Regions from separate parts of the Homo sapiens genome. Here region 1 is linked to region 2. The links are chromatin contacts, found by Hi-C in ENCODE. All regions are on one chromosome and are shown on one strand. The core of a region is the stretch at or near the end of the contact, and the rest is flanking DNA. Distances in the headings are between cores, read along the strand shown.

Region 1 (4,499 bases), core at 68-2,567, 560 kb after region 2:
TGTTTCATGGGGTAAAAACATCTACCTTTGATTCTCTCACTTCAACTAGACCCAAGCAGAAGGGAACTTATTTAAACAGCAGTTCATGGAAGAAAAGCCATCATAGGCTACATCATCAACTCAAAAATGACATACCCGTGAAAGCTCTGCCTAAACATCTAAACTCAACATAGGCAGCTTTAATGTAAATGAATAGTGGAAACCTAAGGATACGATGTTTTGTTGCACTTGCCATTGGATTACTGTGCTTGACTTTGAGTCACTGCAAACTGCCATGTGTTTAGAGGTGATCCTGGATGTTGCAGGGGTCCAAGACCCAGGAGATCCTGGATAATTTAAGTGGCAAGTAGCAGACTTCATGGAGGACATTTAGTGTAAGAAAGGAGAAAACTTAGGTCCAACATGTAGAAGTTTCAAATAGAAAAGTTTTGATGTGTCACAGCAGGAAGTAAAAAAGTATCACTTCCACTCTAGGAGGATTTCCTATCAATTTGAGCTCTTCTAGTTTAATCACAGATTTTGTAAAATAATGAGGTCTGCAAAGGAATTTAAACAGGGACTACGCAACCACTTGATGGGATATTGGGAATATCTACATCGTGCTGGACAAAAATATAAATGGTTCCTTGTGTGGCTTTGGAACCCAGATTCTCCTGCATCATCATTCTACATTGGTGCCATGAGGGCCAGACACTCTCACAACACTGCCCTTCTTGCTGAAAATATCAGTAATCTCCTTCAAACAGATAACTTGACTTCACCAGACTTTTTTCAGCACTTGGCAGCTATATAAACTTTTTATTAGTCCATTTATTGTTTATTTTGCACTGTTTTGTTTTAAGCATAAAGGGGTGAAGTACTAAAATATGTTTAGGGCCCATATCCCATTAAATCACAGATACTCAGTATGGCTGAGCAAATGTTTACTTCCCAGGGTCAGCCTAAACAAAACGAAAACAGCAGTCCCAAATATTTCCTTTGCAGAATAATCACAAAGGCTGTCTCTCCTGAAATCTTAATCCTAATCTTAAATATTTGCTGTCCTAAAATGAGGAAAGTCCTGTCAGTAATTGTATTATCTGTTCTTCTTCATGCTCATCATAAATGCCAAAGGGTAATTCTTCCTAGAAAAATCAATCTTTAGTGATAACACGCAATGTGTTTTTAATTAATGAAGCTGCTTGATGCTGGCAGACTGGAAGTATCTTATCATCACATGCTGGGGAATTCACACAGGGTCCTGTCTGTGCATGCCGATCCCTGGAGCCAAAGAAAAATCTCCTGTCATTAAATCCTCTGCTGAACTAGCCTACATACTAAATAGGCAGAGGATCACGCCAGCCATCATGCTGGATAAGTGTATCAAGATATAACGCATGCCAGAAGCTGATGAAATACTTTGGCAAGAGCAGTGACCAGTTTTGTTATAATAAGTTGTGGTTTATCTCCAGTGTGGAGGGGAGAAAACTCATTTATGATTGCTCAATATTCTTGAGCAAAATACGACTGTCATCTGAATCCAGAGTAGAAGAGAGGATTTTTGTTTCTTTGTTTCTACGTTTATTTTGTTTTTAAGAGGAAAAGCAGCTTCTCAGTTGATGGGCAGTGGGAACAACACTGGATTTGTGAAGAGGGCTCACTGTGATTGAGTCACTTCACTTTTTTCCTTGCTCCTATACTTGGTACAAGTCCCCTACCCTCTCCAAGACTCATTTCCTCCTTTCTAAAATGAGGACAAGAGCACCCACTTCAGGATGAACACACAAGTTAAAGCGTTGAAGCACATTGTAGGCTATACAGATAAAGACATTGTTATTCTTTCTAGAAATAATAATTATTTGTTTCTTACAGACTCCACTAAAGTGAGAGTTGGAACTAAACATTCTCCAACATTCCTTTTAAAAAATTATCAAATTATTAGTTTTTAATTCCAAAATTTTAGGTTTTAGTTTGTAGGCCTGATTAACAAAAGCTACTTTTATTTATTTATTTATTTTTTTCCGTGTGTAGCCAAAATTGAATGTAGGCATGAAATGCAGGGAATTTTTGGATAATGGGACAGAGAGGTATTTATTGTTTCAGAAAGCACTTCCTGAAAACATTTATAACCAAAGAGCCAATAAAATGATCGGTTCAGAGATAAGTATACTGGAAGGAAATAATGACCATTGCAACACATGGCTAAACACCCTGGAATCATTCTTCCTTGTATTATTAAGCATAATTTTTACATTAACACAGAGTCAAAATAAAAGTTCCCTGCTGTGCTTACACAATACTCTGCAGCTGAGCAATAAGAACTTCGAGTGAAGTAAGGAGCAATTAGAGCAAAAGACAACTCAAACTAATTATTTTTAATCATATAAGTATAGCTTAGATCGACTCACCTGTAAAACAGGATAATTACCTAGGTATTGGATACTCTTTAAATGTTTGTAGGATTAAATTGACATTTCAGTTATAAGCTATTATTGAGTATTGGAACCAAACAAGCATGGAATACAATAGGGATAAATCAAATAATGTAACTACAGATAAATTATAATATAATAGAAGGATAATATTATTACAATATTATAACAATTATATCTACAGATCAAGGAATTTTGTAAAGATAATTGAGACAAACCAGATGGAAAAAACTTGTAAAGATGCTAAAAAACAAACAAAAACATATTGCCCTTGCTCACTTTCTTGGGCCCAGTATAGAAAAGACTAACTTCTGTATAATTTCCACCTTAGTTTCTAGGTGAAACAGTTGAACTACTGACCTCTGTGTAATTATTTCGTAATCTGCTTCCTCTTCATGAAACGTTTAGTCCAAATCTCTGTATGACCAAGCTTTTCCCATCTTCCAAAGCCCAGATGAAAGAGGTCATCCACAGAACTCCCCTGTTCCTCTACTCCACCATATTTCTCTCTCCTGCAAAGGAGTTCTCTCTAGCATTGACCTTGCAGTGGTCTATTCCATGAGGGCCAAATCTAAAGCATAGAGTCATGCACCACACAATGGTGTTTCCATCAACAACAGGCTGTGTATTCAACAGCTGTCTCATAAGATTATAATGAAGCTGAAAAATTCCTACTGCCTAGTGATATCATAGTGCAATGCATTACCCGGGTGTTTGTGGTGATGCTGGTGTAAACAAAACTACTATGCTGCCAGTTGTTTAAAAGTATAGTGCATACAATTATGTACAGAATATATTACTTGGTAAGATAATAAGTGACTATGTTACCACTTTATGCATTTAGCATACTATATTCTTGTTGATATTTTTATTGTATTTTTATACTCATAAAAAAAGTTAACTGTAAAACAACCTCAGGCAGGTCTTAGACATTGTCATCATAGGAGATGGCAGCTCCATGCACGTTATTACTCCTGAAGACCTCCCAGTGGGACAAGCTGTGGAGATGGAAGACTGATATTGATGATCCTGACCCTGTGTAACCCTAAGCTAATTTATGTGCTTCTGTCTTAGTTTTGGACAAAAATGTTTAAAAAGTAAGAAAAATAAAAATAGATACATGCCTATAGAATAAGGACATAAAGAAAGAATATGTTTTTGTAGCAGGTATATAATGTGTTTTTATTTTAAGCTACGTGTTATTGCAAAAGAGCCAAAAAGTTTAAATAATTTAAAAGTTTATAAAGTAAAATGTTGCAGTAGGCTAAAATTACTTTGTTACTGAAGAAAGAAAAAATACTCTTTTGTAAATTCAGTGTAGCCTAAATGCACAGTGTTCATAAAATCTATCATAGTGTTGAGTAATTGACTCACTGGGCTTTCATATTCACTCACCACTCACTCACTGACTTACCCAGGGCAACTTCCAGTTCTACAAACTCCATTCATGGTAAGTTCTCCATATATATGCACCCTTTTAAAAAATATTTTATCCTCTATTTTTACTTTACTTTTTTGATGTTTAGATATCTTTAGATACAAAAGTATGGAACCATTGTGTATACTCGTCTACGGTATCAAGTTCAGTGACATGCTGCACAGGTTTGCAGCCTAGGAGAAACAGGCTATACATATAGCCTAGCTGTGTAGTAAGCTCTACCATCTGGGTTTGGGTAAGTACAGTCTATGATGTTCACACAAGACAAAATTGCCTAATAGTGCAATTTTAATTTCTTAGAATGTATCCCCATTGTTAAGCAATGCACGACTGTATTCACACTTATATTTCCTGGTATCTTCCAACAGTGCTTACTTATGTCTGGTGTGGCCCACATAAAATTGATCAAATGACAAAAGAGTGATACTCTTAAAATAAGGTAAGTGGGTGTGTCTTGCAGGGTATGGAAGAGGAAATGTCAATAATACTGACCATTCAATGTAGGAAAATTTGATTTGGGACACCGTCAAGATATTACTCTCCCTTAATAAGAGTTGGCAGACCAAACAAGAACATATGGGAGAATGATCTCCAGTACTAACTGTTATTTTGCAGTGTACTAAATAAAAACTAACTTTCTTATACAGAAT
Region 2 (4,481 bases), core at 883-3,382:
GTTAATTTTAATTGTTTTGTGGGAGTATGTGAAACATTACTATGATTTTAAAAGTCAATGTTACAAAAAAGTGGTATATGCAGAGAGGTGCCACTCCCTCCTCCTCTTCCCTCCTACTCTATTTCAGTCTGTGTTTCTTTCACCTCTTCTTTACCGTCTCACCCATAGATCTTTTTCTTTGGTTTCTTGCATGAATTCCATGAATTCGTTTGCACACATAAGCACTTGCATGTTTATTATTATATCCCTTTCCTTTATATAGGAAAGGAATTTTGAATAATATATGAAATAAAGATGAGGAAACTATTCTTTATTTGGCTATCTACACACCATATATAAATTTAAAAGAAAAGATTTTTGTGATCTTTATAATAAAATACATTTGAATCATAGTGGATTGGTGTCTACAAACTACATGTTTGTTTTTATATTCATATTTACATTTCAAACTCAAAGAAGACAAGCATATTAATAGAAAGAAAAAATGGCAAAAACTGCAGACTTCAGTTATCAGGATTCAGTGACAGCTGGCTGCACTACAGCCTGGTTAATGGACATGTAAGACTTCTCCTCCCTGAAAGCCATAATAAAGACACTGTTATTTTAAGGAAAGTAATATGACATCATATTGCTGGAAAATAAGAAGACAATCAGCTGTAATCCAAGGAATACCTTTTGGGTATGAGCATGTGGAGATATGAGGGAAGCATATTTCAGTCTGAAGAAACAGCATGAGCTCAGGAAAGCAGGTGGAACGAGGTTTTGAGAAACAGCAAACTGCCTAGTGTGGTAGTGAAGGGATGCCCTACAGCCACGTTTCTACCAGGCAAATGTATCCCATCATGCAGCTGCTTAACTATCTTAAAAGTCTCCCCGTTAAGCTTAAATGTCCAACAATGTGTGAGAGAGCCCAAACCCTTGGCCCCTTTGTGCCTGTTCCTATCTCTTATCTCTGCTCTGCTCCAATTATTTCTATACCACAGTGATTTTCTTCCAGATCTTCTGATTTAGCACTATCTCTGTGGAGTTCCATGCACACTTCTTCCAATACCAAAAATATTGCCAAGTCATTCTTGGCAATTCCTGTCCCTCCTTTATAATTGTGGTTCTCCTAATGTGGCTTTCCAACCAGCCACATGTGCATCTGGGAATTGTTAGAAGCACAATTCTCCTACCTCAACCCAGACCTCCTGAATCAGAAACAAACTGTGTCAAGACATTCTGCAGGTGATTCTCACGCACACTAATGTTTCAGAACTACTGAAATGTGGTATTATATTTACCATTGAACTGTGAAGACTAATTTTTTTTCCTCGCTCTATCAGAAGGTTTGTATATTTGAAGCTGTTTGTCTTGTTACCCAAACCCATCTTAGAACTCTCAGCACAGTTCCTCATACTGTAAATGAATTTTGAATGAAAACTTGGGTCCATAAATGTTGGTTATAGCCAACTATTGAAGAACTAAAGGATAATAATAATAAATGATCACTTATTGAGCATTTACTATGCACCAGGCATAGTAAATACTATGATCACTTATTGAGCATTTACTATGCACCAGGCATAGTAAATACTAAAAACTTTATTGGTATAAAATTCATTTATTCCTCACTATAAAATGATAACACAATGAAGTAGTCAGGAATAGCTCATTTAGAAAATGAGCTAGGCTTACAGAGTTTACTTGGCTCAATTAAAATTATAGAGCTTCAGAACAGTAGAGACTACATTCAAACTAAATTCTGCCTGATGCTAATGGATTTGCCATTTCTCTAAACCCGCTTGTAATTCATGATTAATTTTAGAGTACTAAAATTTGAAAAGCTGCACATGGTTTGGCACATCAAATTTCTCCTAGTGAAGATAACTCTGTGGAATAAAATCCGTAGTGGAGTGTTGCTCTAAAACTTACTTTAATCATGTTGTATTCACTAGTGGCCTTCTCTTAAGTAATTCTGTTGATTTTAAGCACTTCCTCCAGAAAGAGCTTTTTGCCTGGGGAATAAAGTGCCTTAGTCTGGTAAACTTACCTAAAGAAATATCCAGCAAGCAAAATGAATTGACGGTTAAGGCTCACTATTAAAACTGAAATATCATACTCATGAGTCAGACTTTTCAGAGCATCAATCCTTTGAAGACTGGGAAGCAGACCAAAAACGGCCTCACCTGTCTGTGGACCTGGATCCCCTAAATAGAGAGCCCTCTTGAGGTGTTTTATTCTGCAGATCTCTAGACAAAGCCTGAGCCTGTGAATCAAAAGGCAGTGTATGCACTTTTGTGGAAATGTAGCATGCATCAGCACTTTATTTCTTTTGATGGTTTAATAATATTCTATTGTATGAATACAGTATACTTTGTTTATCCATTTATCAGTTAATGGACATTTGGGTTGTTTTCACTTTTTGAGGATTATGAATAATGCTGTTATAAGTATTCATGTCCAAGTTATTTTGTGAACATATGTTTTTAATTCTCTTGAGTGGAATTCTAGGAGTGGAATTGCTGAGTCATACGGAAACTCGATGTTTAACTTTTTGAGAAACTGCCAAATTGTTTTCCAAATTGGCTGCATTGTATTACATTCCCACTAGCACTATATGAGTGTTCCAATTTCTCTCCATCCTCGCCAACACTCATATTTGTCTTTTTGATTATAGCTATCCTAGTGGGTGTAAAGTGATATCTCATTATGTTTTGATTTGCATTTCCCTAATGACTATGATATTGAGTATCTTTTCATATGCTTATTGGCCATTTGTTTATTTTGTTTGGATAAATAAAATAAATGTCTATTTAAATCCTCTGTCCGTTTTTTCAGTTGGGCTGTTTATCTTCTTGTTGAGTTGTAAGAATTCTTTATTTATTCTGGATACAGGCTCATTATCACATACGTGAATTGCAAATATTCTTTCTTAGCCTATAGATTATTTTCATTTTCTTGATAATGTCCTTTTGTGTGTGTGTGAAGAGGGGAATTACATTTCTGATCTTCTGGGACTCTTTCAGTTTTATTTTATTCATTTATTTATTTATATATTTTTAAATTTATCTTTTATGGGTACATGGTAGGTGTATATATTTATGGGGTACATGAGATATTTGATACAAGCATACAATCAGTAATAATTACATCAGGTTTAATGGGGTAGACATCACCTCAAGGATTTATCCCTTCTTCATGTTACAAACAATCCACTTATACTCTGTTAGTTTTTTAAAATGTACAATAAATTGTTGTTAACTGTAGTTACCCTGTTGTGCTATCAAATACTAGATCTTATTCATTCTATATAACTATATTTTTGTACCCATTAACAATCTCTGCTTTCCCCCTACCCACCCACTATCTTTCCCAGCCTCTGGTAACCATTCTTCTACTCTCCTTCTCCATGAGTTCAATTGTTTTAATTTATTTGGCTCCTAGAAATAAGTAAGTGCAAGCTAAGTTTGTATTCCTGTGACTGGCTTATTTCACGTAACATAATGACCTCCAGTTCCATCCATGTCGTTGCAAATGATAGGGTCTCATTCTTTTTTTATGTCTGAATAGTACTCCATTGTGTATATGTACCACGTTTTCCTTATCCATTCACCTGTTGATGGACACTTGGTTGCTTCCAAATTTTGGCTAAATAGTGCTGCAATAAACATGGGAGTGCAAATATCTCTTCAATAATACTGATTTCTTTTCTTTTGAGTATATACCCAGCAGTGAGATTGCTGGATTATATGGTAGCTCTATTTTTAATGTTTTGAGGAACCCCTAAATTGTTCTCCATAGTGGTTGTACTAATTTACACTCCCGCTAACAGTATACGAGTGTTCTCTTTTCTTCACATCCTTGCCAGCATTTGTTACTGCCTGCATTTTGGGTAAAGGCCATTTTAACTGGGGTGAGATGAGACCTCATTGTAGCTTTGATTTGCATTTATCTGATAATCAATGATGCTGAACACTTTTTCATATGCCTGTTTGCTATTTGTTTGTCTTCTTTTGAGACATGTCTATTCAGAGCTTTTGCTTATTTTAAAATCAAATTATTAGATTTTTTCTTATTGAGTTGTTTGTGCTCCTTATTTATTCTGGTTATTAATCCCTTGTCAGGTGGATAGTTTGCAAATATTTTCTCCCATTCTGTGGGTTGTCTCTTCCCTTTGTTGATTGTTCCTTTTGCTGTGCAGAAGTTTATAAACTTGATATGATCCCATTTGTCCATTTTTGCTTTGGTTGCCTGTGCTGGTAGGGTATTACTCAAAAAAACTTCTCTCAGACCAATGTCTTCGAGAGCTTCTCCAGTGTTTTCTTGTAGTAGTTTTATAATTTTGGGTCTTATATTTAAGTCAAGCTTGTCCAACCCATGGCCCATGGGCCACACGCAGTGCAGGACAGCATTGAATGAGGCCCAACACAAATTTGTAAACTTTCCTAAAACATTATGAGATTTATTTATTTATTTATTTTTACTTCATTAGTTATTGT

Evidence for each region. A loop is a pair of places that touch in the nucleus more often than their neighbours do. Pooled maps may share reads with other maps.
Region 1: a map of IMR-90 shows a loop between it and region 2 (2.9-fold over the local background). The contact joins two enhancer-like sites. A Hi-C loop is called at or near these places in 3 of 168 maps with a recorded cell type or tissue (Calu3, IMR-90 and mammary epithelial cell) and 3 of 50 pooled maps.

Annotation. Positions count from the first base shown.
Region 1 is chr7:46,931,599-46,936,097 of GRCh38, forward strand. All of the region lies in intron 1 of LOC124901626 (a long non-coding RNA gene), which reads right to left. Among named protein-coding and RNA genes, the nearest start is that of SNORD151, 530 kb to the right of the region's middle. Within about 2 kb of position 1,318, at least 10 of the 41 ENCODE cell types and tissues checked have a DNase peak (open chromatin) inside an H3K27ac peak, as active enhancers do.
Region 2 is chr7:46,367,964-46,372,444 of GRCh38, forward strand. No RefSeq gene overlaps it. Among named protein-coding and RNA genes, the nearest start is that of IGFBP3, 450 kb to the left of the region's middle. Within about 2 kb of position 2,133, at least 2 of the 41 ENCODE cell types and tissues checked have a DNase peak (open chromatin) inside an H3K27ac peak, as active enhancers do.